Regions from separate parts of the Mus musculus genome. Here regions 1, 2, 3, 5, 6 and 7 are each linked to region 4. The links are chromatin loops, found by intact Hi-C in ENCODE. Cell type or tissue: heart. All regions are shown on one strand. Region 1 holds the start of Asph (aspartate-beta-hydroxylase). Region 2 overlaps Clvs1 (clavesin 1). Region 3 overlaps Clvs1 (clavesin 1). Region 4 overlaps Gm50597 (a long non-coding RNA gene). Region 5 overlaps Asph (aspartate-beta-hydroxylase). Region 6 overlaps Clvs1 (clavesin 1). Region 7 overlaps Asph (aspartate-beta-hydroxylase).

What was found. Hi-C counts contacts between places; a loop is a spot of excess contacts. Peaks named below come from ENCODE experiments on the same cell type or tissue, not always from the same donor. Only the 100,000 strongest peaks of a DNase experiment are listed, where the experiment ranks them.
Region 1: it touches region 4 in a loop (4-fold over the local background); 13 of 42 quality-filtered maps call a loop at or near these places.
Region 2: a loop joins it to region 4, with 2.6 times the contacts of the local background. A loop is called at or near these places in 9 of 42 quality-filtered maps.
Region 3: it touches region 4 in a loop (2.4-fold over the local background); 5 of 42 quality-filtered maps call a loop at or near these places.
Region 5: it touches region 4 in a loop (7-fold over the local background); 34 of 42 quality-filtered maps call a loop at or near these places.
Region 6: it touches region 4 in a loop (2.1-fold over the local background); 3 of 42 quality-filtered maps call a loop at or near these places.
Region 7: it touches region 4 in a loop (10-fold over the local background); 31 of 42 quality-filtered maps call a loop at or near these places.

What each region holds. Positions count from the first base shown.
Region 1 is chr4:9,667,707-9,671,706 of GRCm38, reverse strand. It overlaps Asph (aspartate-beta-hydroxylase), which reads left to right and starts at 2,545. Exons shown (of 24, transcript NM_023066.3): 1 at 2,545-2,926. The coding sequence starts at 2,797. In heart, a CTCF peak has its summit at 2,461 (motif pointing right); a DNase peak (open chromatin) is centred at 2,466; H3K4me3 peaks cover 2,143 bases; H3K27ac peaks cover 1,795 bases.
Region 2 is chr4:9,270,349-9,274,348 of GRCm38, reverse strand. All of the region lies in intron 1 of Clvs1 (clavesin 1), which reads right to left. Among named protein-coding and RNA genes, the nearest start is that of Clvs1, 3.0 kb to the right of the region's middle. In heart, no CTCF peak of the experiment used is centred here; no DNase peak of the experiment used is centred here.
Region 3 is chr4:9,280,548-9,284,547 of GRCm38, reverse strand. It overlaps Clvs1 (clavesin 1), which reads right to left. Exons shown (of 6, transcript NM_028940.2): 2 at 2,536-3,160. The coding sequence starts at 2,990. It overlaps Gm11816 (a long non-coding RNA gene), which reads left to right. Exons shown (of 3, transcript XR_881109.3): 3 at 93-4,000. Among named protein-coding and RNA genes, the nearest start is that of Gm11816, 4.8 kb to the left of the region's middle. In heart, no CTCF peak of the experiment used is centred here; no DNase peak of the experiment used is centred here.
Region 4 is chr4:9,133,934-9,137,933 of GRCm38, reverse strand. Gm50597 (a long non-coding RNA gene) reads right to left here. Exons shown (of 2, transcript XR_001784233.1): 2 at 1,761-2,224. It overlaps Gm34288 (a long non-coding RNA gene), which reads left to right. Exons shown (of 4, transcript XR_881105.2): 2 at 2,410-2,470. Among named protein-coding and RNA genes, the nearest start is that of Gm34288, 6.7 kb to the left of the region's middle. In heart, a CTCF peak has its summit at 1,972 (motif pointing left); a DNase peak (open chromatin) is centred at 1,953; H3K4me3 peaks cover 804 bases; H3K27ac peaks cover 1,550 bases.
Region 5 is chr4:9,528,642-9,532,641 of GRCm38, reverse strand. It overlaps Asph (aspartate-beta-hydroxylase), which reads left to right. Exons shown (of 24, transcript NM_023066.3): 16 at 577-727; 17 at 2,620-2,756. Among named protein-coding and RNA genes, the nearest start is that of Asph, 140 kb to the left of the region's middle. In heart, a CTCF peak has its summit at 2,153; no DNase peak of the experiment used is centred here.
Region 6 is chr4:9,335,942-9,339,941 of GRCm38, reverse strand. All of the region lies in intron 2 of Clvs1 (clavesin 1), which reads right to left. Among named protein-coding and RNA genes, the nearest start is that of Gm11816, 51 kb to the right of the region's middle. In heart, no CTCF peak of the experiment used is centred here; no DNase peak of the experiment used is centred here; H3K4me3 peaks cover 303 bases; H3K27ac peaks cover 1,806 bases.
Region 7 is chr4:9,454,713-9,458,712 of GRCm38, reverse strand. All of the region lies in intron 23 of Asph (aspartate-beta-hydroxylase), which reads left to right. Among named protein-coding and RNA genes, the nearest start is that of Gm11816, 170 kb to the right of the region's middle. In heart, a CTCF peak has its summit at 2,148 (motif pointing right); a DNase peak (open chromatin) is centred at 2,142.

The DNA.
Region 1 (4,000 bases), 530 kb before region 4:
GTCCTGTTGGGGGTACTTAATCTTTCTCTCTCTGCAGCATCATTTTTTCTAATAAGCCCCCTGCTTAAGATCTATATTAAAGCCTACTTTTAATAAAATCTCCAACGTGGTTTCTTATTGGATCACCGTGAAACTCTTTTCTGTAGGGCAGCCACAAATCCTGGTTTTGCTTGAATGAAGGTTTCTTAAGGAAAGGGGAACTAACTCTTCAGATTCCTGGAAGAATGGAGTGGAGATGTGACTATGTCCTATTGCTAGCAATACCAGACTTAGTTTCTGGACTGAAGGAACAAAGCCTCACTTTTCCTTGGAGACAGCTGTTCAAAAATGTAAAATCTAACTTCCCTAAACTGTGACCTATGAAAAGTGTCCACACTCAGGCCTCAGTCTGTCTTTGCAGGGAGGGTGTAGATGATCCCAGAAGCCTCTGCTGCAGGAGAGTGGCGTCAAGTAAGATATTCTCAACTGAACGGTAGATTTTTTCTAGGAAGGATAATTTGGAAGTAATTCTGCATGCAGTCTGAGTTCACATCCCCTCTCTATCACCAACTCTGGGACATTCATTACTTTAGCATTGCTGTGACTAAAATACTCAAAGGAAATCACTTAAGAGTGGAAAGGTTTACTAAGGCTCAGAGTTCCAGAGAGACTTTAATCTGTCGTGGCCAGGGAAGGCATAACATTAGCCCCCACTGTCAGAGGCAATGTGAACCCATGGCAGCAGGAGAGCAGGGCCTGGACTAATAAAATAACCCTCAAAGGTCTGCTCCTAGTGGCCTCTTTGGGCAGCCAGGTCATACTTCCTGAGGATTCCTCAGCTCCCCAAACCAGCACCACCAACTGGGAATAAGGGTTGTCTTAGTCAGGGTTTCTATTTCTGCACAAAACCTCATGCCCAAGAAACAAGTTGGGGGTGGGGGGAGGAAGGATTTATGCAGCTTAGACTTTCACACTGCTGGTTCCTCACCAAAGGAAGTCAGGACTGGAACTCAAGCAGGTCAGAAAGCAGGAGCTGATGCAGAGGCCATGGAGGGATGTTACTTACTGGCTTGTTTCCCCTGGCTTGCTCAACTTGCTCTCTTATAGAACCAAGACTACCAGCCCAGAGATGCCACCACCCACAATGGGCTGGGCCCTTCCCTCTTGATCACTAACTGAGAAAATGCCTTACAGCTGGATCTCATGGAGGAACTTCCCCAACTGAAGCTCCTTTCTCTGTGATGACTCCAGCTTGTGCCACGTTGACACACAAAATCAGCCAGCACAAGGGATTAAAACATTTGTGGAAGCTAGTTAAGATTGAACCTTTAAAGCATCAACTCTATAATAGTGTTTTGTGAGTAATTAAAATTTTTTATCTTGGGGATGGAGAGTTATTTATCTATTGTAGTTTAGATATCAGCACCTTCCATTAAGTGATATGGATCAGATTTGCCTCTCTGCCTCCCCCCATTCCCATCATTGTTTCCTGCTGAAAGAATGTCCTTTGTGGGCAAGAAGTTGTGTTCAAAAGAGAGGACTCCTGGGTGCCGAGGAGGCTCAGAGATAAAGAAATGCAGTAAGAATGGACGGCAGCACCCACCTTCATGGCTGTGTGAAAACGATGCCCTCTTTTTCCCTGTTCTGTGAGGCTCTTGGGTTCCACTTTTTTCCCCGGGCGGTACCCAGTATTCACAGCTGACAAGGCAGAGGCCAGTGGACCCTAATGATGGTCAGTGGTGGTTGAGGAAACTGCAGTCTCAGAAGGGGTCGTCCCACAGCAGTGGCTCACTCTGGGTCTTCTACAAGGGGCTGCTTCCAAGAACTCCTGGAAGATCTCGACATTGACAGCAATGTATTAAATCACCACATACTTCATGTTTTTTTGTTACCCACAGACACCATGTGGGCAATTGGTAACAAATGATCATGGTCTCTGCTGGACCTTGGCTGGTTCATCCAGCTGTTGCCATTTTTCTTTTGAATATTCAGTTCTCAATCCCGACGCAGTACACTGCATAAGCATAGGAGATCAATGGCTGGGGACATGAAGAAATTCTAGGTATTAGTGTGATGAGAGTGTTGTGCATGGTTAAGAAAATAGGGTTTTTGAGTCATGTTAACATTTTAATGTCTTAACTAAAGGTTCTCCAAAACTACTGATGGCACAAATCCTTATTTTTGACACTGGAAGGCTCAACAATCACAGTGTACTGGCGGAACTGTGGCAAATCCTTTTCAAAGAGAGGGCTTGCACCCTTGGTCGTACTTAGGCACCGGAACCAAATTCCCAAGAAGCCAAGAGGTGGTGCGCAGCTCTCGGGCACCGCCCTCATACCCGCCCCATCCCGTTGGAGCCAGAACACCAACGCTCGCGAGAGTCCTGCCGGCTTCCACGTTTGCCACGTTCCAGAGGATCCAGGCAGACTAGAAAGCCACAAGCCGCTGGGGCTTTGCAGTCACTGCGCAGCAAAAGACAAGCTTTGGCCTGAGGAGGGCAGGCGCGCGTAGCCTGCCCCGCCCCCTGCCAGCGGTCCTCGGGATTGGCTCGTGTTGGCGTCTTTCAGATCTGGTGGGTGGGCAGAGGCTGGCGTGGGCGGGGCCGAGGCCGGGGGGAGCTGAGCGCTCTTGGCAGCCTAAGGAGTCGCAGGCTGGGCGCACGCGAGGCTAACCGCGCGGCTGCACGCTGGTGCAAGTCGTCCGAGGCGCAGCGAGCGCAGTGGACGCTAAGGCGCTGCTACAGGAGTCTCGAAGCCCCGGTGTCCCTAGTGCACTCAGCAAGGCCCCGGTTCTCTGCAGTCCCCGGAGCAGCTCGCGATGGCCCCGCGCAAGAACGCCAAGGGCGGCGGCGGCAACAGCAGCAGCAGCGGCAGCGGCAGCGGCTCGGGCAGCGGTAGCCCGAGCACGGGTAGCAGCGGTAGCAGCAGTAGCCCCGGGGCTCGGAGAGGTCAGAGTCCCCGCAGGCCAGGCCCTGGCTGCGGGCGGGAGCCGGGTGGGCGCTGCAGGTCTGGTCTGATCCTACGTCCGCCGCTCCTCTCCATCCTTAGCGAGGCTCCTGTGTGCGCGGGGCGAGGCCGCGCTCACCGGGCGGGGAGGCGGAGGAGCAGAGTCGGCCGGAGGGGGACCCCTAGCACCAGCCTGCCCGAGCATTGGCCGGCCCTTTCTTGCCTTTCCTGATGGAAGCTGGGTGTAGAGGGCCCTTTATCTTTTTGCAGTTTTCGGGGCGCTTGACCCTGAGCCAAAGTCAGAGAAAGTAAGTTTCAGCCTGGCCAGCAGCGTTGAGGAGCGGCTTGGAGGAGTGTATTCAAGGGCCGGGATGAGACTTGATGCTTCGTTCTTGCAAATTATTTTAAGGAGTTTTGTTTAGTTTTCTTAATATGTATTGCGTTTGCCTTTTAAAATACAAAGGGACATCATAAAGTACTATAGGGATTTTCTCTGTGCCTCCTTTTTCTTTTCTCAATAAAATAAAATAAAATCATAACCCCCCCCCCCCCAAAAAAAAAACCCAACCAAACAAAAAACCCAAAACCCACAAACAAAAAACCCTACTGGTTATTCACCTTTCTTCTCCATGTGCTTAGCCAGCAGAGTGGAGAACAGATGTTTTAAATCTGTTTCGTGTCAGATTTCACCGGTTCTCGGTTTCTCTTATATTTCCTTTGACTCATATTTAGAATATTGGAACTGGAACACACATGTGTATTGAATGTGAGCTCTCAATATCACTGGAAATGATTTAGATTCTATGCTTTGGTCTATGGGCAGCTCATTATTATATGTCATATATAGATTGGATGATTATGGTTTTATTAGTATATGTCAGGACGATAGATGAGCCAACTATGGTTTTTCTTCATAGCACTTGCTGTCTTCATGTATATTCTGTCTTCATGTATTGTCTTTGTTTCACTCTCTTCTATTCCCCATTATCAACTAGAATAGTTCGTTTCCTTAATAGCTGTGCAATAAATATTTGATTAGAAAATGAATGAATAAATGTAAATGGGGAAAGTTAGGC
Region 2 (4,000 bases), 140 kb before region 4:
GAAAGGGATACACGCATGTTAAAAATTAGACTGAAATGTCATCATAGGATGTTGCTCCATCGCCATATGAAGAAGCCCCAAGCAGTTGGCAGTCCATAGCCAAAGTGGATCAGCTGTGTTTGGTAGGCATATCTCTGGGAGAGGAAGAGAGGAGGTGGAAATGCCTAACTACTTTGTCTCAAAGGAAAAAGGTGCTTCCCCAAATAGACTCCATGATTTGAGAAAAAATAATATAGAGGTGGATGAGCAATGAGGTTCCCCAATTTGGGATTAAATTACCCTCTTTACTCGGCTTTTTCAGGACATCTAAGTAATTGGGACTCTTCTTATGAATGTAGTTGGGACAACAATGGGCCCAGCAAGGATCAGAATGAAGAAAACCACCAGGTAAAAGTGGAATGGAGAAAGTTGCTCCAGAGTTGCATGAGAGGAAAGAAGAACTCAGACATCTTTTCCCTCAACTGACCTTGGAACTGCCTCAGAAATTAGAATGGTTTGTCTTTCATTGCAGTTAAAGGTCATTACTAATTACACCTGGCTGTACAAAATTTAAATAAGAGGATAACTGTGGTCCTTCATTTTTCAAGGGAGGCCCATTCACCATGTTAAGTGAAATAAGCCAGACACAGAAAAACTAAATATGGTTTCCCTCACATATAAGAGACAAAACACATTGACTTGGCAGAAGAGAATAGGAGTAGAGGCTGCAAGGGAAGGAAGAATGGAGAGTTGCGACAAGTGTCAGAACATCACTGGACTTGAGTACAAGCTCCATTATTCCAGAGCACCGTGGGTCAACCACAGCTTACAATGACTTAACAAATTAAGTCAAATTAAACAAAATCTTAACACCAGCAGAAAAGTAGGAAGGTTCTTAATGCAAGGAATTGATAATTAACCTTATTCGGTCACTGCACATTATATACATTCATTGAAAGTTCACACTGTGTCCCACAAATATGTGTAACTTTTATGTATCAATCAAGAATTTCACCAAAAGTAGCCCATTAATCAATCTCATAATGTCATAGATTATTGGGAACACAAGACTACTGAGATGTACCCCTGACTCACTGAATGAACAATAAAATCAGACCTGAGAAGCAATGACCTCAAATTGCTGGGATAAATGACCTGTCCCAAAGCAAATTTCACAACGACGTCTGTGGACAGCAGTACCACAGTAATAGAAAAATAAACATGTCACTAGCATATGTGTTCACATGGGCAATGGCTTTCATGGCAGCTTACTGTATCACCCTATAAATTACATCCATGTGTGCTTGCATACTATATAGCACCTAAAAAGAAGGAACGGAGGAAGAAAGAAAGGATGGGAAAAAGAGACGATGAAAGGCAAAAGTGGGGAGAAGGGAGAACGATGGGGAGGGAAAGAGGAAGAGGGAAGGAAGGAGGAAAATAAAGGGGAGAAATAAAGACAATGAAAAAAAGGAAGTGTGGGAAAATGTCAGCTGACTCCATTTTGAGAAGTTTGTTTATAAAGCCTGCAACTTGAGCCCCTCCATTCTCCCAGGCTCCACTGCTTTGTTCCTGTTTCTTCCAAATCTGTAAAATTCAGAGCATCAAGTAACCTATGCATGTGACACATATAAAGGTATGGACGTTTACGTAATAGTGTTTGAGCAATAATAGAGTCTGAATTGAGGCAATGCTATTTTAAGAAACAGAAATGGGCAAGGGATAGCCAGTTATCTGAATGATATCTAAGAATCAGAGATTCAGCTGTTAGTGCCCAGGACACAGAATACCTCACCCTGAAACATTCTTCCTCTAACAGAAGTCAAGCCGAACAAAAGCACCTGGGAAATTAGCCTACCACAAAAGGGCATTTTCCATTTGTCCTGACATAGAGCAAGTCTATAGAAAATAAACAACACAGGGTGACCTGATGGGGAAAACTAAGAGAAGGTGGGGGAATAATGAACTTATATCTGAATACATAAAGGTTTTTTATAGGGCAGTGTCTGACCAGCTGGTCTATACATCCAGGTGAAACTTCCTTTAAGCCAAGAAAAACTTGGATTAGAAATTGAGTCCAGTTTTCTCTAAAGAGACACAGCACTTGGGCAAATGAGGGTCACAGACTTGTGGTCATTCACACTATGGCCCCTCTCTTAAAGCTTCCTTCCCGGGAAATCTGGATGAGTAATAATTATCTAAACAATGACTATTTGGGGAAGGGTGTAAGAATGGAGGACCAGCTATCTCAATGACCCTGGGGGGTTTTCTGAGTTAATATATTTGTACAATTGCCATGCTTTTTATCTCTGTGCTGCGTGTCACCTCCTCTGCCTGAGTCACAGTGTCACAAGAGCAGAGAAGATCAAAGCCAGCCAGAGTCCATTTATGAAGGGTGGTTCAGCAGCAACAGAGTTTGTGAAGTCAGGGGCAGATTCTCAGAGATAACAGGGTGTTTCTAGTATCAAGCCCAAATATGTAGGCCGACATAACCAGTTCTCAGAGTACAAGACTTCATTCTCTGGGAAATGGACCTCTCAGCTATACATTCAGATTCTAAAATTCTGTACCCTTCCATAAACACATCCACAAAAAGGGCACTAGGCTATGGGGGGAAAAATCTTTCTTTTTGCCTTTAAATACATTTTTAAATAAGAAAGTTTTGTTTTTATCAATATGAAAAATAAACAGACCTAGCTAAGAAATGTGTGAAAGCCACAACAGTAGCACACTATAAAAATTAATAAGCTTGGCATATTTCAGACAGGGAAAAGAAGCACTGCTTCTGAGACAGGCGCCTGTAAATCTCGCTGAAGCAGCCCTGCTTTGAAATCTTACCAGCCTCAGGAAATTGCATTAAGTACAGGAAGACAGCGTCTTTGGATGCTTTGCATTCGGGGCCTGTGTTTCTGGTGAAGCAGCTCAAATTGGCCACACGTACACATTTTCCAACCTCCTGGTCTGGACCATTGTTTGCACACAGATAAGGGAGTTGTTTTTTTTTTTTTTTTTAATCTTTCCCAGAGTCTTGAGAGTCCCTGGTTGTTGTGCATATTGTCAGTCTAAGGACAGTAGCTATGTGACTAAATGCATAGGCTTTGCCAAATATTTTCATGCTTTAAGCTTAAAAAAGTGAGTAAAATTTAGAGACAAATAGAACTGAGCCTAAGTTCATATAATTAGTAACTATACGCAAACTTTTGTCATGACATGACTAGTCCTCATCCATAAAGATTATTGAGCATAAATTTTTGCACAAAGCTTTTTCCAGAACATATCTGTTTGTGAGTCTCTTTTCTTTTGGGTGGTGCCTCTAAAGAGAAGCAAGAACAAAACTAGCTTCAGTGTCCCTTCTCCAAGAGACAGATTAAATACACCAGGGTACTGTTGAGTGGGGTTTTCTATGCTTTAGCTTAAATATTCTTGTGACCAATGACCTAACAACATTTCTACTTAGATACCACGCATTGAGATTAAGATCCTGATTTTATGTTGACAAAAACAATAAAAAATATACAAAACAAAAACAGCAGCAAAAGAAACTACAATACTTTGCAGTTCGGTAAAATCAATTCAAAGAGTCCCTTTCCAGACACTTCTTTATGACAGGTGAAAGCACTTGTTTGCTGTACTTTGTTAGCTCTTATAAAGCAAACGATCCTGGTTAAATCAAATAGGTGCTGTGACCCAGGACTGGACCATCAGGTCCAAATTAATGGGCTATTTGAAAGATGTTCCAACTCCCCATCAGCTTTGATAGAAAATGATAGCACTGCAAAGCAGAGCCAGGCAAACCACGGTTACATAAAATGCCTTTTCAATTTCTGCACTCTATTACCCTTTACTATTTATAGGAAAATGGTGTTATCGCCTGATTACTGAGAAAGCACACAAAAATCTCGCCTCCCAAATCTGAGCCAGTCCTTGACTAGTAATGAACAAAGCCAGGCCATCTGCTCTGAATATCATTACCACTTTGGCCATTTGGGCAAGGGGTATATCTGTTCTTCTTCTAGGAGAG
Region 3 (4,000 bases), 150 kb before region 4:
TCTTATTTTACACATGAGCAATTCAGGGAACAGAGAAGGAAGTAACTTGTCCAAGGTTATTATAATCATAAACATTTTCATTATTTCCTCAGAGATCTGTTACCTCTTATTTCTTCATGACATCTTTGGGGATACATACAGACCAAACCTTAAAACGAAGTCAAACATCGTACTCTGGTTCACTTCTTTATGTGAACAGCACGACTCAGCGGTGCTCAGCGCACAGTGGTGCTCAGCACACAGTCCGTCCCAGCAGATGGAAGCCTCGGAACACTGGCAATTCAGCACAATGACATCAGCATGGCTATTCTCCAGAACCAAACTGTCTGGCTCCAGAGCCAAAATGTGAGTGTTCCATTCTTGGAAGTGGGACTGTTCCCTTCCCTGTAGATGCTGTGTCTATGTCCCCTGTGTCTCAGGAGTAATTGTTCAGTAGAGGGTAGCATCTAGCCGTTTATGTACTGCACCATTTATTGAACCCTGCACATGGGTCTTCACTGATGAAGACCTCATGTTCTCATCATGGTCTTAAGTGCCTCAAACTCACACCTCTACATGCTTGTTGATTAAATGATGGATGGATGGATGGATGGATGGATGGATGGATACAAAAATCCATCCATCATTCTTATCAGTGGAACAACATAAAGCAAGGCTTACCATGAACTGCAATGTGAACTTGATAAACATGATTTCTATTCCACATCGCTATTATCGGTTCAGGTACAGATCTGACTCAAGTCTAGGCTGATTGTGTGGAGACATTTGTGTACTTTTCCAGAGCCAGATGGTCCTGCCTTGATTTATCAACCAGGAAATAGCCAATGATTGTGAAACCTCCCTGGACTTCTGATATTCTTAGAAAAAACAGGGGCATGAGGCAACGGAAAGACAGACCAGAAGTTCTTTTAAATGGCATTGGTAAGGTTTTGGTATATTTTTCCATTATGTCTTCCTATGAACATAAAATTTTTATCCACGATATTGTTGTGAAAGTCCCAACCACAGTGGGCGTTCTAGCAAGTGGCTCCTTTCATTTTTCCCAATCAACATTGATAGTTGTGCTACCCAGCAAAGAGATAAACATGCAAAAGGCACCATCTTCCCTGATCTCATGACACACGGTGACGTTGCATAGCTGGGCTATGACAACTGGCTCTGAAGTCACATAACCAGGACACAACTTCCATTCTGGCTTCACTAGCTATGTGACAGTGAATCCAGATCTGTACCTTCTCATATTCTTGTACCATGAAGTATGAGAAATGGCAGTAACCTTTATAATTTGAAGGTATTGGGTGGCTAGATGAGATCATACAAATACCCAGTAGAAGATGTGGTAAGCAAACGCTGACACCATTGCATACGCCAGTAAGATTTTGCTGAAAGGACCCTCATATAGCTGTCTCTTGTGAGGCTACGCCGGTGCCTGGCAAACACAGAAATGGATGCTCACAGTCAGCTATTGGATGGAACACAGGGCCCCCAATGGAGGAGCTGGAGAAAGTACCCAAGGAGCTAAAGAGGTCTGCAACCCTATAGTTGGAACAACAATATGAACTAACCAGTACTCCCGGAGCTCATATCTCTAGCTGCATATGTAGCAGAAGTTGGCCTAGTTGGCCATTATTGGGAAGAGAGGCCCCTTGGTCTTGCCAACTTTATATGCCTCAGTACAGGGGAATGCCAGGGCCAAGAAGTGGGAGTGGGTGGGTAGGGGAGTGGGTAGGTAGGGTATGGGGGACTTTTGGGATAGTATTTGAAATGTAAATGAAGAAAATACCTAATGAAAATTTTAAAAATTGAAAATAAAAGAAAATGTGGTAAGCACCAAAAAGGTTATCTGATGAGCAGTGTGATCTTACATTTCTGTTATAATTGTTTTCACAAAACAATGTGAACGAAAACTTGATCGTTAGCCATGGGGGCAGTGAAGTGAAGATACTGGGAATGATTTTTAAAGGAAAAGGTGGAGGTGGGTGGAATTTGGGAAGAGGTCAGATAATGGGACCAATGCCAAAGATGATCCCATATTTTGGCATGAGGGACTAGGTAGAGAGATGAAGACAGATACATGGGTATGTAGAGTCTGGGGCTCTAAAAAGGACATTTATCAAGGGAGTTCATTTGTATGAAAAATCTGCCATACAAAAGAGGAGGATATTAAAGTTACAGAGAGCATCCACAAAACTTATTTTGTATGGAAACCAATCTAGAGAAGCTGGGGTTTTTGTACTGTTGTTGCTTAAGGAGATAATGTCAAAGAGAACAGATTGCCCTTTTGGAACATCAACTTTGGATTTATTAAAATAATTGACCCAATTTGATGAGTGAAATGCCTACTTCTAAAGTCCAGTGCAACTCAGAGGCTATAGTTCTCTTGTAGTTTTGCTTTTGGGTGACATTACATCAAGGTCCTAAAACCTCCTTGAGGGCATGTGGAATGAATTTTGACCTATGAAGCAATACAACCCCAGCATGCACTGATGATGCTATGTCAAAGCAAAGCCAAGTAAAGACACTATCTACATTTACCTACTCTGATCCCAATTGGCAGCAAACAGCAAGAGAATCTTCCTGCCATAGTGGTCACGATTTTCCAGCACTCCGGGGAATCCGTCGATCAAAGCCCTCTTAATCCCGGGATCATCTGCCTTAAAGTTTTTGAACATGTCCAGGTTCAGCTGGCGGTACTGAAAGTACTGGGCCAGGAGTCTGAAGGCATCGGCTTGGTGAAACTTCCTGGCTCGAAGAAATCGCAGAATGAAGGCATCATCTGTACGTAAAAACCCAATGTCTGGTCTGGTGATGATCATGTCTCTGACTTGTTGAATGTCCTGATGTAAAATATCTGGGTTTTCATTCAGTTCCAGACGAGCTTTTTCTATAGTGTCTGGACTGAGCCCAGCCTGCAAATGCGTCATCTTGGCCAAATCTCCTTCCCAAGTGCTTAAGCTCTGAGGTGAGGGAAGAACAGAAACTGGTCCCATTCACATGGAAGTGTGCTGAATCCGTGGCCCATTCGATGGCTCCCCTACAAGACTGCTCCCCAAACAGACGGGTACAGAGTCTTCTTTCTGTCCTTGGAGAACAGCAGGACATTCAGGCCCTATGTGGTGGTGGCCATCCAAAAGAGGAGGGAAACCGAAGCCATTGCTTACTGAAAAACAGATGCACACAGGAGAAACAAGAGAGAGAGAGAGATGAAGCAGAGAATATCCGGGCAAATTCATTGAAGTCTAGATAGAAGAGTTCATTGAAGTGTGGGTCTGATGAGCATATACCTTGCAACTAAGCACATATAATCCTTAGATAGGACATTTGGCCGTATTATTAACAACTTGAATAGTTAACATACAAATATTTGAAATACATTCACAAAAGTTTTAGTTACAGTGAGTGACTCCTTAAGATAATGGTCTGTAGTCAGATTAGCGATAGAGTGATTTTTATTAATGAATGGTTTTGTTGTTGATGATGCTAAAGCATGCTTATGTGGCTGTTCATGGGCCTAAATACAACAGAGATGTTATGGCTGCTATACAATTGATTGGTTCCCATTAGCCTCATTTCTCACACAAGTATCCCAGACATAAATATGTCTCTCACATTTTTTAAGGGCAGCCCTTCGCGGCTTGAGACTACTAAAGGTCACCCTAACCTAACCCTAAGGTGCCTAATTAATAGCAAGCGTGTTTCCACAGGCTAGGTTATGCCAGACAAGTTCAGGGCTGGAAGCTTGACCTTCAGGAAGGACATTTTGAGCCATGAGAAAGGTTTGCAGGCTCATGTGGAACTTGTGGTTTTGACTTCTTCCTGTCCTGCTAAGAAACCACAGGCACCCAAGGCTCTCAATCTGCTCTCTACCTCACCCATATGGACTTCTAAATCTGTCCATTTGCTATAAATTTTCTATTGTCCTCAGCTACTGTTTTACAAAGGAAAAGAAAAGAGTTTTGATTATCATCTCATTTCTCCTGGTAAATGATAAACAAAAGAA
Region 4 (4,000 bases):
CTATGCCCTTACATCAGCAGCTGACTTCCACCCTTACTGTGGAGGGAAGGCAAGGATCGAGTAGATGGTTTAGTTTGGATTGGTTTGGTTTAAATTATCAAATCAGATGTGGAGAGAAGTGAACAAAATCTCATTTACTCCTGATACTATGTACAAACAGAAAAACAAAGATAAAAATGTCAGTCCGTGTTCACACAACCTGGGGCTTCACAAGAGGTTTGCAAATGTGGGTAGTGGCTAGCTAACATATACCCATTACTACACGCTATGAGGGTGTGGGGAGGAAAAGAGAATGTGGTGTGTGTGTGTGTGTGTGTGTGTGTGTGTGTGTGTGTCAACATCTACTATATAAATAAATGCAGAAATAAAATAGTAAAAAAAAAAAGCCAGAAATATGTTTGATGCCTTTATTGATCGCACTGACCTTTCTTAAGTAATAAATATCCAAGCGAGGTCAAGGCTCTCTTGGTGTCAATGTCTCAGTGAGATCACTTTACTGAATCAAAGGGAGAGACCAAGGAGGAAAGGAGAGGAAAAGGAGGGGCTAATGGAGAATGGGGCTCACACTATGCAGGACCCAAAGGGGGCAGATGCTTTGGGTCCATTTTATGTCAGATGCATCTGTACCCACCTGGAACAGGTATTATTGTTAGTCCCATCTGGATGAGTTCAAATGAACTCAAACCGAGCACAAGTCTGGATTGTTTCCCTCAGTAACACAGAGGGCAGCACCTGGCTCAACAGATAATGATCTCATTCTGCCACTAGCCCCTTCATATGAATATTATAACAGAAATATTCTTGAGCTGTTTTGACTCAAAGGGGGAAAAAAAAAACAGGGTGAATATTTCGTAAATACAGGTTGGGCTGCTAGATGAGTTGCAAACATTTGCTTCGACTGTATCTATCCAGCAAAATGCATCGCTTCTCACAGGGTCATGTAACACGCAGCTGCCTGCCCAAATCGCCCAGCTATAGGCATGACTATTACACAAGAGGGCTTTCATTTACACAGGCCCAGGAGCGATCGGATAGAGGAAAGAATCAATACCGTCTGTAGAGAAATAAATCGCACTGGAAACGGGGAAGCAGGGGCTGTTTGTGTGGCAGCCAGGAATCCTCTACCAAAGACGCCATGATTTAATCTGCTGAAGAGCTTCCGGGGAAGGCTGGGGCCCACCCTTCCCTGCAGCTCTGCTTGGAGACCCTCTCAGGTTCCTGCAAAGCGCCCTTTTGACAGCCTGAGCTCAGAGTGGACTTCGCTGCCACCAAAGCCACTAGGTGAAAATCACAAAACAAAAACAAAAACAAAAACAAAAACAAAAACAAAAACAAAAACAAAACCCTGCTCGGCATCACTGCTGGTGCTTCTGAAAGCAGTATGAAAGAGATTCCTGCGACCAGCGAGCTTGCCCGCAGCCCTCACTTCACCACCTTCAGCTCCTTTCATTATTCTGTGAGCTGACTTGCCTTCTGCCTGGCCACACACAGCCTTGCTGGAGATGTGCCTGCTTCCTCGGTATTGCTATCCAGGACAATTGCATCCTTGGCCTGCGTCACAGGTCCCAGATCCCAGCCCCTCGGCCCTGAAGGCTCAGCCTTGGCCTGCCCTGCACCCCTGCCCCTGATGACGGCGCCCCCACGTGTGATTCTTGAGGATTTGGTGGTAAATGAGTTCACTGTCTCCTGCATTTTCACAAAATCCTTCTGAAGCTGGAAGAATGTGTCATCGACTGATAAAAATGCTAAATGACAACTCATTTTCATTTTGCAGAACAGAATTGTTTAATATTTCATTTCTATCACCTGCTCATTTTAGGGCAGCCCACACATGACAGGAAGGGCTCCCCGGAGAATTGCTTAAAAGGTTAAAGCTTCCGACAAGCAGCCATCCTGAGGCTCTGCTTCCCGGCGGTCGCGCGCCCAAGTCCGCCTTCGTTGATGTCTCAATGCTGCCCTCTGCTGGCGAGTGGAGCACCGGCATAGCCTGGAAATGAGACACTGAGAAGCCACAGGAGCCCAGCGGGGCTGTGAGAAGCGTGGAACACATGAAGTTTTCTACCTCCTCCAAGGGCATCCCGACCTCTTCTGAGGGTCTTTCAACTGCTCTTTCGCCAGCATGGATTCCTCTGCCAATTTTCAAGTTGTCTGCACACCAATAATGGCGAGAAGCCATGTGTCCAAAGGCTTTCCTCCCTGAAGGACTGATGGATGTTGAAGATGCCTGACAAGGTCAAATGAGGTCAAGTTGAAAAGAGCGACAGTGCATAGGGTGGACAGGTCGGATCTGAGGATAAAATACAAACGTATGCCACCAGCCACAAGCCCCATAAAATCCTCACAATGGGAACCCAATCCCTCTACTCAGCTAGCCCAACCCACATCACTCCAGCAGTCTTTCTTTTCCAGGTTTCAATTATCTGTCCTCACCCACGTTCTGAAAATGTTACGTGGAAAGTTCCATACATAAGTAAGTTGTACGTTTTGTATTGAATGCTATTCTAAGTGGGGCAATGACACTTCACAGTATCCAGTCCCTTCCTATCTGGAATGAGAATCGAACCTTTGTTCTCTGTATCCACACTATATAGGCTACCTTCCCGTTACTCACGTGACCCTCAGCTCGCTTATTGAGGTATCACAAAGTTTGTGCTCAGTAAACCAAATTTACTTGTACAACAACCCCTTCGAGCAAGACAGGCAATGCTAGGAATTTAGGCGTGCCAAAGACAAGTTGGAAAGTGCTTTTGATAAATGGGAAGGTGCTATAATAATAAGCTTAATAAGAAAAGAACAAAACGTCTAGTAACATTGTTAAGATCTACACTTTCAGAAAGACATTTAGAAAACAAGAGAAAATGACTATTAACGTTTGTTGTAATTTTCTGTCTTACTGCTCTCGTTAACCTTTTCCTGAACCTTGTTGTAGGTTAATTTATAGATTTAACTTACTAATTTATAAGTTAAATTTTGACCTAGGTGTGTATATGTAGAAATATATTAAATATACCTAAGGATATATGTATCAGTAGGATGAATAGTTTCAGGCTTCCTCTGAGGGTCTTAGAATGTGCCCTTCATGATTAAAGGGTATACTATCTTCTCTCTGCCTCCACTGGAGCTGGCCTGGGGGAAGGTCTCAGCAACCCTCCCTCTCCATTCCATGTCCAATCATAGCCACATCTGGTAGCTGCCAGGCATCCCAGCCTTCAGTCCTGGCTTTCTCAGGCCCATCCTCCACATTATGGCAAAGAGATCTGCGTTGAACAAGTGAACTAACAGGCTGTTCTTATTATGACATTGAAGAAAGCCTTATACGTTCAACTAAACCCGGCTATTCAGTGAGTGCTTTTAAGGATTCCTCATAAACTGATTAAAATTACCAGGTGTCAACGGAGTATGGTGGTACACGTCTGTAATCCCAGAGCTTGGGTAGTAGAGGCCTGAAACTACTCAAGGTTGACACAATTTCATAGCAACTTAGAGGCCAGCCTGGGCTAGTTGTAGACCTGTCTAACAAAGAAGAAGACGGCAATTACAAGTGAAAATTTTGCCTCTGAGTTATATGAGGTCAGCCTCACCGTAAACACTCTCCAAACTCTACAAACCAGGTATTTTTCTGTTCTCGTGCCTTGTTTTGTTTTGTTTCATTTTGCTTCTGTAAGGTTTCAAGTTGTAGCCCTGGCTGTCCTGGAACCTAGTCTGTATTTCAGGCTGGCCTTGAACTCATGAAGATCTATCTATATCTGCATCCCAATGGCTGGGATTAAAGACTTGAGCCACCACACTCTTGATCTCTGTTGCTGTGATAAAGCACCAAGACCAAAAAAACTGATGAAAGAAAGGATTTATTTTGGCTTATATAGTTCCAGAGGGATATGAGTTCTTCATGGTGGAGAGGCATGGCTGCAAGTGGCTAGCATTCTGGATAGATGACATTTTCAACCATGAGCACAGACCAGAGAAAGCAAACTGTAAGTGGGGCAAGGCTATAAATACT
Region 5 (4,000 bases), 390 kb before region 4:
TCTGTCTTATACTAAACATGCCCTGGCCCCTCTTCTAAAGTTCCCCAATTGTCTTGACTAGACTGCTAATTTCCCCATTCTGCACCCGCCATGCATCAACCTGCTGTTTCTATGCACAACACTTTTGTTTGTATTTGTCAAATGAGAAAAGATCTCACCCTGAGCTATTGAACTAGGGTGACACATAGGTAGAATGGTCTTGCCCTCTGAAAAGAGCTGTTAAATGAATTAATTAATGGGTGAAGTGAATGAGTCGCTGGACACACAAATTGAAGAACAGACCATAGATCAGAGTCCTGTATGTCTAATGTTCCCAAATGTTATTATGTCTGTCCCCATCAGCCCTATTGTTGTGATTGTATAGTCCTCTTCCTCGTCTGTAACTTAGCAGCAGACTTTTCTTCCTGTTATTGAAACAACAGTTGTCCTGCTTTCTTTTGTTTGTATCATTTGATAAAGAAAAGGTCAATTGTCTTTTTAAAAAGCATGTCTAAAAGATCACTGTCATTGGATCTCTGGGGGAAATGACAGGCATTGAGGTAATGGCATATTGATCCATCTGGGGGCCACCTCTAGTGTGAAGATGACTTGGCAGAGAAGCAGAGAAGCAATGAGGTTCTGCGCAGGGCCATCGAGACCTACCAGGAGGCAGCCGACCTGCCTGATGCCCCTACAGACCTGGTGAAGCTGAGCTTGAAGCGAAGGTCGGAACGGCAGCAGTTTCTAGGTGAGAAGCTGAGCTTGGTGATGGGGGAACATGCCTGCCTTCAGTGGCAGCCACATGGTGCCTTCTCAAAGTCAAGGTGCCTGAGAAGAAGCCTGCCTTTTGCCTTGTCTGACTTAAACACAACTTCTCTTTATTTAACCAATCTTAGCCTCAGTAATTGTGTGCACCCTCATGTGTGTGTATGTGTTCGGTTGTGTATGGGTGTGTCTGTCTGTTCACACACAAGTGCACTCATACGTGTACAGAAGCAAACATCTATGAATGTCTAGGCCAGAGGAAAACCTAGATGCCATTTCTCCTTATTTTTAAAGACAGGATCTTCACTGGCCTGGAGCACTTCACATAGCCTACACCGGCTGACTTTCTAGTCCCAAAGCTCCGAGTCGCTGCCTCGCAAGCACTGGGATTACATGCCTGCGCCAGCATATGTGGCCTTTATGCTTGGTTTCTGGGTATCACATGTCTTCATGCTCACAAGGCTGGCCTGCCTTCCAGTCATTGAGCTTTTCTCAGGCAAGCATATAAGCTCACAGCTCCTGAGGAAGACACTCAGTGTTGTCTTCTAGTCTCTGTTCACACACCCACACATGCATATAAACGCATACAAAGTCACTGTGGATTTTTACATTAATTTTGGGAGGGTTTTTTTTTTTTGAGAATTTGTTAAAATAATTATTCAACTTAGAGTTAAACGGATTGTCTTTGGTTCCCTCTTAATTTTTATACCAAAAGATTCTCTTGCCTCCCAGCCCGAGATCAAGGTCTCTTGATCTTGTGAAGATGTCTCACCTTCCACAGAAATCCTTTAGTTTTCAGTATAGTCTCTTCCGCTGAGGTGAGAATGAGACAGGGTAACGTGAGAAGGCTCTGAGGCAACTGGACAGGGATCCTGAAATTGCAGAGTTATGGAGTTTCCTCACAGTATAACAGGGGATCCAGACAAGGTGTGGAGGAACAGCAGCAGGTGTCTGCAGGAGGTACCTGCACCATTGGCACCATTGCTGTCTGCACCAGAGAGGGAAGCACTGCCTGGGAAAACCACTCGGAGTCCTGACTGGAATAGCATTACCCAGCAATGCGACACAGACCCTGGAGTGAACGGGCCAGATTTGCTTATGTTAGCTAAGCAGTAGCTGTGTTCCCTGGCTGAACTGCACCTGCCTCCTCATAGTCCCCTTTGTAGGCATTAATCCCTGCACGGTAGGTTTTTCTCTTATTTATTTATTTATTTATTTATTTATTTATTTATTTATTGCAAATGCTAGTCTTCTTAGCACAGCCCCGCCCCCATTTGCAGTTTGTGTTTCCAATTTGCAATTGTGACAATGAGCAGTGACAGTGGGCCCAGACTCTTTCTGTCTAAGCCTCCAAGTGAACAGCAGCTGGGCTTTCCTGAGCCATGTAGTGCACCATAGCCTGTTGTCCACCAGAGGCTCCCATAGTACTGGAAAATGTCTCCTCTGCTCGGTCTCTGCCTCCTCTGTTAGAGAAGGCATGCACAATGAAGCTGGTGCCATGGCCCTCGGTGCCCATACTGACAGCTCGACCCAAACTCAGGCTTTCTATTATCTATACTCCATCTAAAATTTCAAAGCTAATAAAACAAAATTGTTTCACCTGAATTGGTAACATACATTTATATTCTCAAGAACATAAGATAAAAAAAATGTAAATGTGAATTGACTCAGAAAATACTATGTCTTTACAATTTATGATTGATCTCGTATTTAGTATCTACATAGAACAATTACAGATAGCATTATAGCTATGCTACTCAGGACTTACTGATCTGTTCATAGAGGATGTCAGATGTAAGTTGTTCTTCAGGATCTGCTAAATCCTCTCTTGTGGTCTGTATTCATAATACTTTTAATCCTATTTTCCAACACTAGGTCACATGAGAGGTTCTCTACTTACCCTCCAGAGACTAGTTCAACTGTTCCCTAGTGATACTACCTTAAAAAACGACCTTGGCGTAGGATACCTCTTGTTGGGAGACAACGACAGTGCCAAGAAGGTTTACGAAGAGGTAAGCACTGGTGTATTTTGAGCCGCACTGAGTTATCTGTAGACAACTCTTAAGTGCTGATTGAAAATGACATGTAACATACACTGTGTTCTGTCCTCTTTATCTTGAATGAAACAGCATGTACGTGATTATGGCTAACAATCTGGATTTAACTCTCCCGTTACTTTCTCTGCCCTTCACTCCCTGTTGGAGCCCGAAAGTCACATCTAGCACAGGCTGGCTTCAAACTCATGGTAATCTTTCACCTTCAGCCTTTCAACTGCCACCATGACCAATTTTCCTTACTTTGTTTTTCTTTAGTGGCATGCCTCTATTGTACAGAGCAATGGGTCCCATAAAGACTATTAAGTATATTGACCATATTCACCCCTATATCTTGATTGGAACGATTTAAATTTTAATTAATTTCTATTTGAGCTTCATTTTTATCAGTCTGTATTGACAACTTTTTAAGGGTTTTTGTTGTGATAGGAAAAAGAATGAAGTCAATAAATGTAAATAATATACTATTTTCAAGTGTTGCAGTATGAGACTCTCAGGCAAAAGTAGTAGATTATACCATTGATATTCCCATATTCTGGCTGAGATGGCTTTCAAAGGATTTCTGCTTTATAGTGGACATTTTAATAGATAAGCTCTAAGTCACAAAGCCTAGAAACTGGTTCCTTTAGGCAACAAGGGAGTTTATTTGGCGTAAAGCAAACAATATGTCGAATGCACTTTGAAGCAGGAAAAAGCTAACCCCTCTGTAAAACAAAGACAGACGAGGGTCCTCGTTCTTTGACTTGAGCCTCTGGATCAGTGGCTTCCAAGCTGCCGACTTTACATTAAATGCTACTTCAGTGAGCTAGGATGTGTCACAGAAGGGTCTCTTCTGTGTTGGAAACATCGTCAACAGTAGCAGCTTCCCCCTCAGCCTGCTCACAAAGAGGCACTTGACTCTGTTGCTCTTGGTGCTTAACTGTAATGTCATTGAATTTTGAAGCTATTGTCTTTCTACCTTTGTCATAACTTTGATTGTTTTTGGGAGATCAGAAGTTTGGCCTTGGCTTTTTATGACATCATTAATACATGCATGGTGGACTGAGACTACAGCATTGCAAATGTGTATTGTATAGAAAAGACCTGCACTAGGCTATAACGTAGTCCCTGTGGGACAGGGTGTCAGCTAACATACCCAGTGGCTCCTGTCCTGCAGGGTTTGGTTAAAAGAAACATTATGTGTCATAGTGATTTAGGATCAG
Region 6 (4,000 bases), 200 kb before region 4:
CTTACAGTTAATTCCCCTTCGGTTTAAATGAAGACCAGGTTGAATAAGTAAAGACACAATATTGTGTCACATTGGCTCTTCTCACCCTTCCTAGAATTTCAGAAAAGGTCATGAACAGTGAGTGCATTTGCCCACTTACTTTAGCAGTCTGTCCACTGCATAATGAGTGCATCAGCCTTCTTATTCAATAGTTCATTGCACGATTAGTCAATGTCTTTTACGTCATATAAAACCGTTTTCCATACCATCCATTCTCACTATGGTTTTTCTTCACTTAACTGCTCCCTGATCCTCACTACCTTCCTACCAACCCAACTCCATGCCCTTTCTCCATCTCTATTTAAGAAAAAAACAGGAAAACAACAAAAACAAACCAAACAAACCAGAAGCTTTTAAAAAGGAAGAAGAAACATGCATACAGATGCACACACAGACACACCAAAAGAACAAACACTAAACCCATAAAACACAAGATCTGTTTTATGTAAACCATAACATACAAGTAAAAGCTACCTATAATACCCAAAAAGGCCCAAACCAAAGCAGTATGTGGTAAAACTGGAAAAACTCAATCTGTATAAAGGATCAGAAAACCTTTGGGCATGAAGGGTAACAAGGTCATTAAAGGATGTTTGGAGTTTGATGGATTCAGATTCGAGTCATGGTTGCTACTCTTGAGCTGTCTTACTTAGCTGCATCTCTGAGGAAAGATCACTCCACCCAATGCCCTAGCACATGAAAACAACATAGAGTGGCTGGCTCCAGCTTGGAAGATACTGGTGCTCTGACGACTTTTAATTTTGCATGAGGAAATATGGGATCAGACAGGAAGTATTAGTGGTTTACAATCTGCTTGGGGTAAGAAGAGTTCACTTCAGACTGAGTTTTCAGAAATACTTTAATCGGTCTAGGAAGAATGGGAAGGATTAGACACTGGACTTGAAAAGCCAAGGGCAGAAAGAGCTATATGAACAAGCATCCACTGAAAACATTGTTCTTTGTAACAACATAGTTCTGTGGAATGAGGCAAACACTTATTAAAAGTGAGCCAGAAGTGTGTTGAGATCCACCTGCATTCTGCCTTCTGGGACTGCTCCTTAGTGAGCGCATAAGGAGAAGGGCAATGCTGGCAGCTGGGCACATAGAGACCCAGATGGTCTGCTGGGGTTTGGATAGGAGCAGGGTCTAGAGACAAGCCTAGTTAGGAGGTGACTGCTACACAAGAACCACAGGAAATGGGAGATGTAAGAAACACCAAGACATGTTCCTGTCCAAAGGATGAACAGGGACAAAAAAAAATAATAATAATGGAGCAGAGACTGAAAGAAGAGCCATCTGGGGACTGCCCCACCTGGGGATCCATCTTGTCTGCAGACACCAAACCTGACGCTGTTGCTGTTGCCAAAAGGTGCTTGCTGACAGGAACATGGTGCAGCTGTTCCTTGGGAGGTTTGTCCAGCAATCAACCAATACAGATGTTGATGCTCTCAGCCAACTATCAGACTGAGCTCAGGGACCCCGGTGAGGGCGTTGGCAGAAAGACTGGAAGAGCTGAGGAGAATTGCAACCCCACAGGAAGAACAACATCAGCTGGCCAGACGACCCCTAACCAACGAGTGTACCTGGAGGGATATATATGTAGCAGAGGATGGCCTTGTCTGACATAAATGGGAGGGGAGGCCCTTGGTCCTGTGGAGGTTTGATGCCCCAGCGTAGGGGGATGCTAGAGCAGTGGGGCAGGAGAGGGTGGATGGGTGGGGAACAACACCCTCATAGAGGAAAAGGAGAAGGAGGAGAGGGCAGATATGGGATGGTAGGGGGGGGGGGGTGGTTGTGGCGGGGCAACCAGGAAGTGAGATATCATTTGAGATGTAAACAAATGTTACGATTAATTAAAATAAAATAAAATAAACCACCAAGACAGTCCTCAGGACTGTCCATGCAGAGGGATGCACGGCTGTACTGCCGAGGACGAGAGGGGCTCCAGAAGGCAGGAAGTGAGTAGAACGGCTGCAGCACACTATGGTACTTTAGCATTAATGTGACCAGGTGGCATTCCTGTCAGAGGAGATGAAAGCCACTGTAAGTCGGCACCGTCTTCAAGGGAAATGATTTATTGTACCATAAGCATCCGTGCCTGGCGAGCTGCTCCATGAGCTCTAGCGGAGTTGGAAGCCTTGTGTATTTCCCTCTAAGTCCTAAGCAATCACCAGTTCTCTCACATAGCGGAAGCTCAATAAATAATTGCTAGTGACGGAAGGAAGGCAAGGCGAGCAGCGTGCTCACGTATTTCAAGACACTGCAGACAGAGCCATCCCACGCGGGACTCATTCAATGCAGCAGCTGCATTCTCTTAGGTCACTGCCTTCCTTGCTTGTCACTGGTGCCTGATGCATGCCCTTCTATTGTTTTTCTGATCTTGGGTCAGATTAGCTGAGAGTGACGTGCTACTGAGCGCCAGGGGCACAAGCAGGAGAAAGGAAGCAGGCCTTTCTGGCGTGCATTGCTTGTTTTCTTTTTTACAAGTCTTTTTTTTTTTTTTTTCCTTTTCCTTAAGTCACTTGGCTGTTCTCAAACCTTTTTATTCAGGAGATCCTCTTACATCAGTCTCTCAGTAGCTCAGTGCCACCATACTTGGCTTGAGTTTGATTGTGATTAAAATGACTGTACTTACATTCTCACAAGGTTTGTGTGGGGGTGGACGAGGCCACTGAGGAACCAATACTATAGAACAGTTAATGCTTTGTACATTTTTATACACAAGAAGGCTGGTATGTCATAGTATTTTGTTTGACGAAAAAGAGCTAGTTCCCCCAAAGACCCCATCATGACACCTGAAATGAAACCAAGGATGGGGGTAACCTCACTCAGCAATATTCATTAAGCAGAGAGAATTAAAAAATAAATAAAAAATAAAAGCTTCCATGGAAGTGAGCATTCTATCCATTACTAACGTGGGATGAAACATTGATTTCATGCTTGTCTATTTTGGTAACTCCCTGGATGAGAAATATCATAAAAGTAAGAATTGGGAAGGATGTCAAGAATGCAAGCGAGCATTTAATATAGTTAAATAAGCACTGTGTTTAGTTCTTCTGCTCTGGCCACTCTGCCTCCAACTAGAGCTTCTCAAATGAAGACTTTCCTACATTTATTATCCAAAAGCACAGGGCCACTTTCCAAGTTCCTTGGACTTCCTGTATGATCGCTGTGAGTGATCTCACAGTAGAGAGTTCTGTCACTCTTTGTGTGTCTCTGTGTGTGTCTCTTTCTGTCTCTCTGACTCTGTCTCTCTCTCATACACACACACACCACCACCACCATCGCCACCACCACCACTAGCACCACCACCATCATGTTCACGAACTTCTTCACTGATATTCCACAAATCTTTACTGAGCTTTAGATAGACGGCTAATATCATATTCACCAGAGCAGAGTCACGAACATCACCGCCTGTGTAGGCACTGGTGGAATTCAGTGTGCATGCACAGATCTAGTACTGTGTTTATGGTCATTCCTTAAAGCAGCATACTCTTTTTCCTGAGTTGATCTGACTCAGAACCATAATGTCACTTTCGAGTTAAGAGACGTGATAACGAGAGAGAAAGCTTGTGAGGCCAAGACTTGTTAATGGTACCATGGTGCTTCGAGTAGTTCCACACTCTGAGATCCTTCCCTCTTGATGACACTTGGCAGTTGCTTGCAATCAGCAATCAGGAAATAGCTTCTCAAGTAACCAATTCTAAAAATAGTGTGCAAGGCAACTCAAGTTAAATAGTACACTAGAAAAATGACCTATAATACAGACTGTCATGGAAGGCACACCAGTAATGAGCTGAGAGTATATTGTATCCCGTCTCAGTATTTTAATTGATTCAGAAAGTTGCCTACTGAAAACAAAATCTCCACAGTTTTGTCCTCAGTAAAGAGATCAATACATTCTGGAAGAGTCACAAGATCCAAAAATCAAGAGAAACTCAGGCTCTAAAATCAGTTG
Region 7 (4,000 bases), 320 kb before region 4:
GCTCCCTGGGAATCACTCTTCCTAGTTCACAAGAAATGTAAGTTAATGAATGGAATGATTATGTTTTTTAAATATGCCAAAATCTTTGGTTTCATTACACCAATCAAAATATCCTGGAAAATGTCACTTTGTGCAATGGAGATTTTTGTATTTAATTTGAATTACATGTAGACTTTTAAATAGCTTCCAGATTCTCTGGTGCTCAAATAACTGCAAGAGCCTTTTGTCATTGGTATCCAAGATATATTTTCAGTCTTTGAAAATGAAATCAGATTTCATAAGGAGTGACATCAAGTATACTCTTGGTAATCTATTGTCTTATCCATACTTCTTGTTTTCTTCCCATGTCTGTTTCATAATTTTCACTATGAAGTTGAATGTCTACCATATCTTCTTATCAAGTCTGCAGGTGGAATCAAGTATAAATGTGCTAAGTTCAGACGTACCCCAATGCTTACTATGATAATAGCTCTACCTGCAGTAGTTCAACCTTATGGTTGTGAAGAATGAAGCCCGTTTACTAGAAACTGAACTTGTAATTGTTACTTTCTTCTTGGGTCAGCAGTATGTGTTAACACCTTCTAGTGATGCCAGAACTTAGCAGCACAGCTTCTGTCAGCCACTCCATCACTTGAACCACCAGCCAAGTTGCTACTGGGTGCTACGTCACTAGAATTTGTTGGATATTGGTTTCTGATAAGTAATGTTAGCAATTCCACACATTAGTGTTCAGTATGCTTTGCATTAGATGATCTTGCCCAACTATAGGCTAATGTCAACATTCAGAACATGTATCCCATAGGCTGGCTGGCATATTCAGACTGGATAGTGTATTGTATACATCAGCAATGCCTGGGGCTTTTGATTCATGATGGATTTATCAGGGCATAACTCATCCTTAATAAAGAATTATCAGTAACTTGCCCCAGATCACACAAGTGTCAAATGCCAGAATGAAATGCTATGTTCGGCTCCCTTTAAAGGACTTAGTGTCCTGCTGTGTCCTGATACTTTTTTATACTCTTTTCTCTCCTGTGTCCCTGTTGACTTTCCTCTTTTTCCTTCTTTATTTAATCATGGTTAAATACATATCATAAAGTAAAATATGTTAACCATTTTAAAACACATAGTTGGTTAGCATTCACTCACACTGTTACAGCCATTGCCACCACCTAGGTCCAGAATAGTCCAGTCTGGATGGGTGAGTACTAAGTCTATACTGCTTCCCCATCTAAGCCTGACAGCTTCCACTTCTCTTTAGTCTCTGATCTTGACTACTCCAGGACCTTACACAAGCAGAACCACAGAGAGTCTGGTCTTTAGTGACTACCTTGATTCACTTAGCATAATGCCCTTTAGAGACTTGTTGGGCTGGGGAGATGGCTCCCTGGATAAAAGTCCTTGTGGTCACATCTTTTAGGAGGACACCTGACGCAGCATCTAAATAATTTCACTTCCAGCTCAGTCGATTTGTTGAAGATCCGTTTTGTGGAAAAAATGAGTCTTACATCCAGTGACCAGAAAACCAGACTAGGTGTTTCCTAAGTTGTATTCTATCTTAGGAAAGCAGACAGATTGGAAATTAATCTTGTTTATATTCTTAGCTTCATCTGCTATGTAAGTGGGTTATACATGGAATATCTTAAATCAGTACTGCAAAGGACCCTACAGGGCCTCCAGCAGAACCTTAGGAGAGAGCTGTTTGAGAACCAAGCTCTAGAATGGTAGTCTAAATGAAGCACTAGGAGAGAAACCTGCAGGTGGTGGCTGTGTAGTGCTTTTTTTAACCCACCAAAGGTTGTGGGCAGAGTTAGTGCTCCTGTCTGTATACAGAGATATTAGCGAGAAGATACATCTTAAGTGATACTAATGTGCTAAATGCTGTTAACTTTTAAAAGAAACTTTTACTGGGACTTTTTTTTTTTAATATTAAAATTCCACAAAGTTTTAAAATTTTATATTGTACCTTAGCAAAGACTTACAGTATAGCAGGAGCGATGCTAGCTGGTTACCATATTATCACCAGGACTTGTTTCTTGAGAACATGATTGATGCCATTTTACATACTACACACTGCAGGCCCTGGCACTGTGGCCATCTGGCTCACATGGTCTTTGTGCTTTATCTTCAGCTGGGTCCCTGGCCTCTAGCCACTAGAGGGCAGTGCTATGCTCCACACCTCTGTAACAATGAGAAATATTTTTAGGAGTTTCCAAATGTAGGGGTGTTAGTCTCCTATCTGATTTAGGATTGGTAAAAATCCTTTCCCAATCTGTTGGTGGTCTTTTTGTCTTATTGACAGTGTCTTTTGCCTTACAGAAGCTTTGCAATTTTATGAGGTCCCATTTGTCGATTCTCGATCTTACAGCACAAGCCATTGCTGTTCTATTCAGGAATTTTTCCCCTGTGCCCATATCTTTGAGGCTTTTCCCCACTTTCTCCTCTATAAGTTTCAGTGTCTCTGGTTTTATGTGGAGTTCCTTGATCCACTTAGATTTGACCTTAGTACAAGGAGATAGGAATGGATCAATTTACATTCTTCTACATGATAACCACCAGTTGTGCCAGCACCATTTGTTGCAAATGCTGTCTTTTTCCACTGGATGGTTTTAGCTCCCTTGTCAAAGATCAAGTGACCATAGGTGTGTGGGTTCATTTTTGGATCTTCAATTCCATTCCATTTGTCTACTTGTCTATCGCTATATCAGTGCCATGCAGTTTTTATCACAATTGCTCTGTAGTACAGCTTTAGGTCAGGCATGGTGATTCCTTTTATCTTTGAGAAGAGTTTTTGCTATCTTAGGTTTTTTGTTATTCCAGATGAATTTGCAGATTTCTCTTTCTAATTTGTTGAAGAATTGAGTTGGAATTTTGATGGGGATTGCATTGAATCTGTAGATTGCTTTTGGCAAGATAGCATTTTTACTATATTGATCCTGCCCATCCATGAGCATGGGAGATCTTTCCATCTTGAGACTATGCCGGGGCCTAGCAAACACAGAAGTGGATGCTCACAGTCAGCTATTGGTTGGATCACAGGGCCCCCAGTGGAGGAGCTAGAGAAAGTACCCAAGGACCTAAAGGGGTCTGCAACCCTATAGGTGGAACAACAATATGAACTAACCAGTACCCCCCAGAGCTCATGTCTCTAGCTGCATATGTATCAGAAGATGGCCTAGTTGGCCATCAGTGGAAAGAGAGGCCCATTGGTCTTGCAAACTTTATATGCCTCAATACAGGGGAACGCCAGGGCCAAGAAGTGGGAGTGGGTGGGTAGGGGAGTGGGTGGGTAGGGGAGTGGGTGGGGGAGGGTATGGGGGACTTTTGGGATAGCATTGGAAATGTAAATGAAGAAAATACCTAATTAAAATAAAACAAACAAACAAACAAAAAACAAATGTAGGGTGGATTTAGGGGAGGCAAAGTCACTCCAGAGAAGAATAACTAGCATACTGGAGAGATCTAACCATAACATTTCTAAATTAATAAACTGATAAAACTAACTAATATTTTTTAAAAGGTCAATCTCTCTTCTCTATTAACCACCTACTGGCCCCTTCCCTCTACTGCATGCCTCTATCTTGCATTCAGCAAATGTGTTGCTTAGTGGTGTTATACAGTTCCTCTGAATATAGGGAATAGAGTGCCCCCTTTGTTGTCAAAGGTTTACAAAGGACAGAAACTTAGAGTGGGCACCAAATGACAGAATAGGCATTTATTACCATGCAAAATCAAACATGAAAAGGAAACTAAGAAAAGAACAAACCAAAAATAAAGAAAAGGGGGGAACCAACTAACTCCCCTCTTTTTAAATACCTTAAACAGAGAGAGAGTCATTTTCTTGATCTTAGAGTTATCAGAGAAATTGAACAATGTCAGTGGCTGTAAGGAACAAACTACAGGATAGATAAAAGGAAAAGACAGCAAGTGCCCGAAAAGAGACAATGCCCCCACTCAGAGCAGCAAAGTCACAAGGAACAAAATGTGGGAACAACTCAAA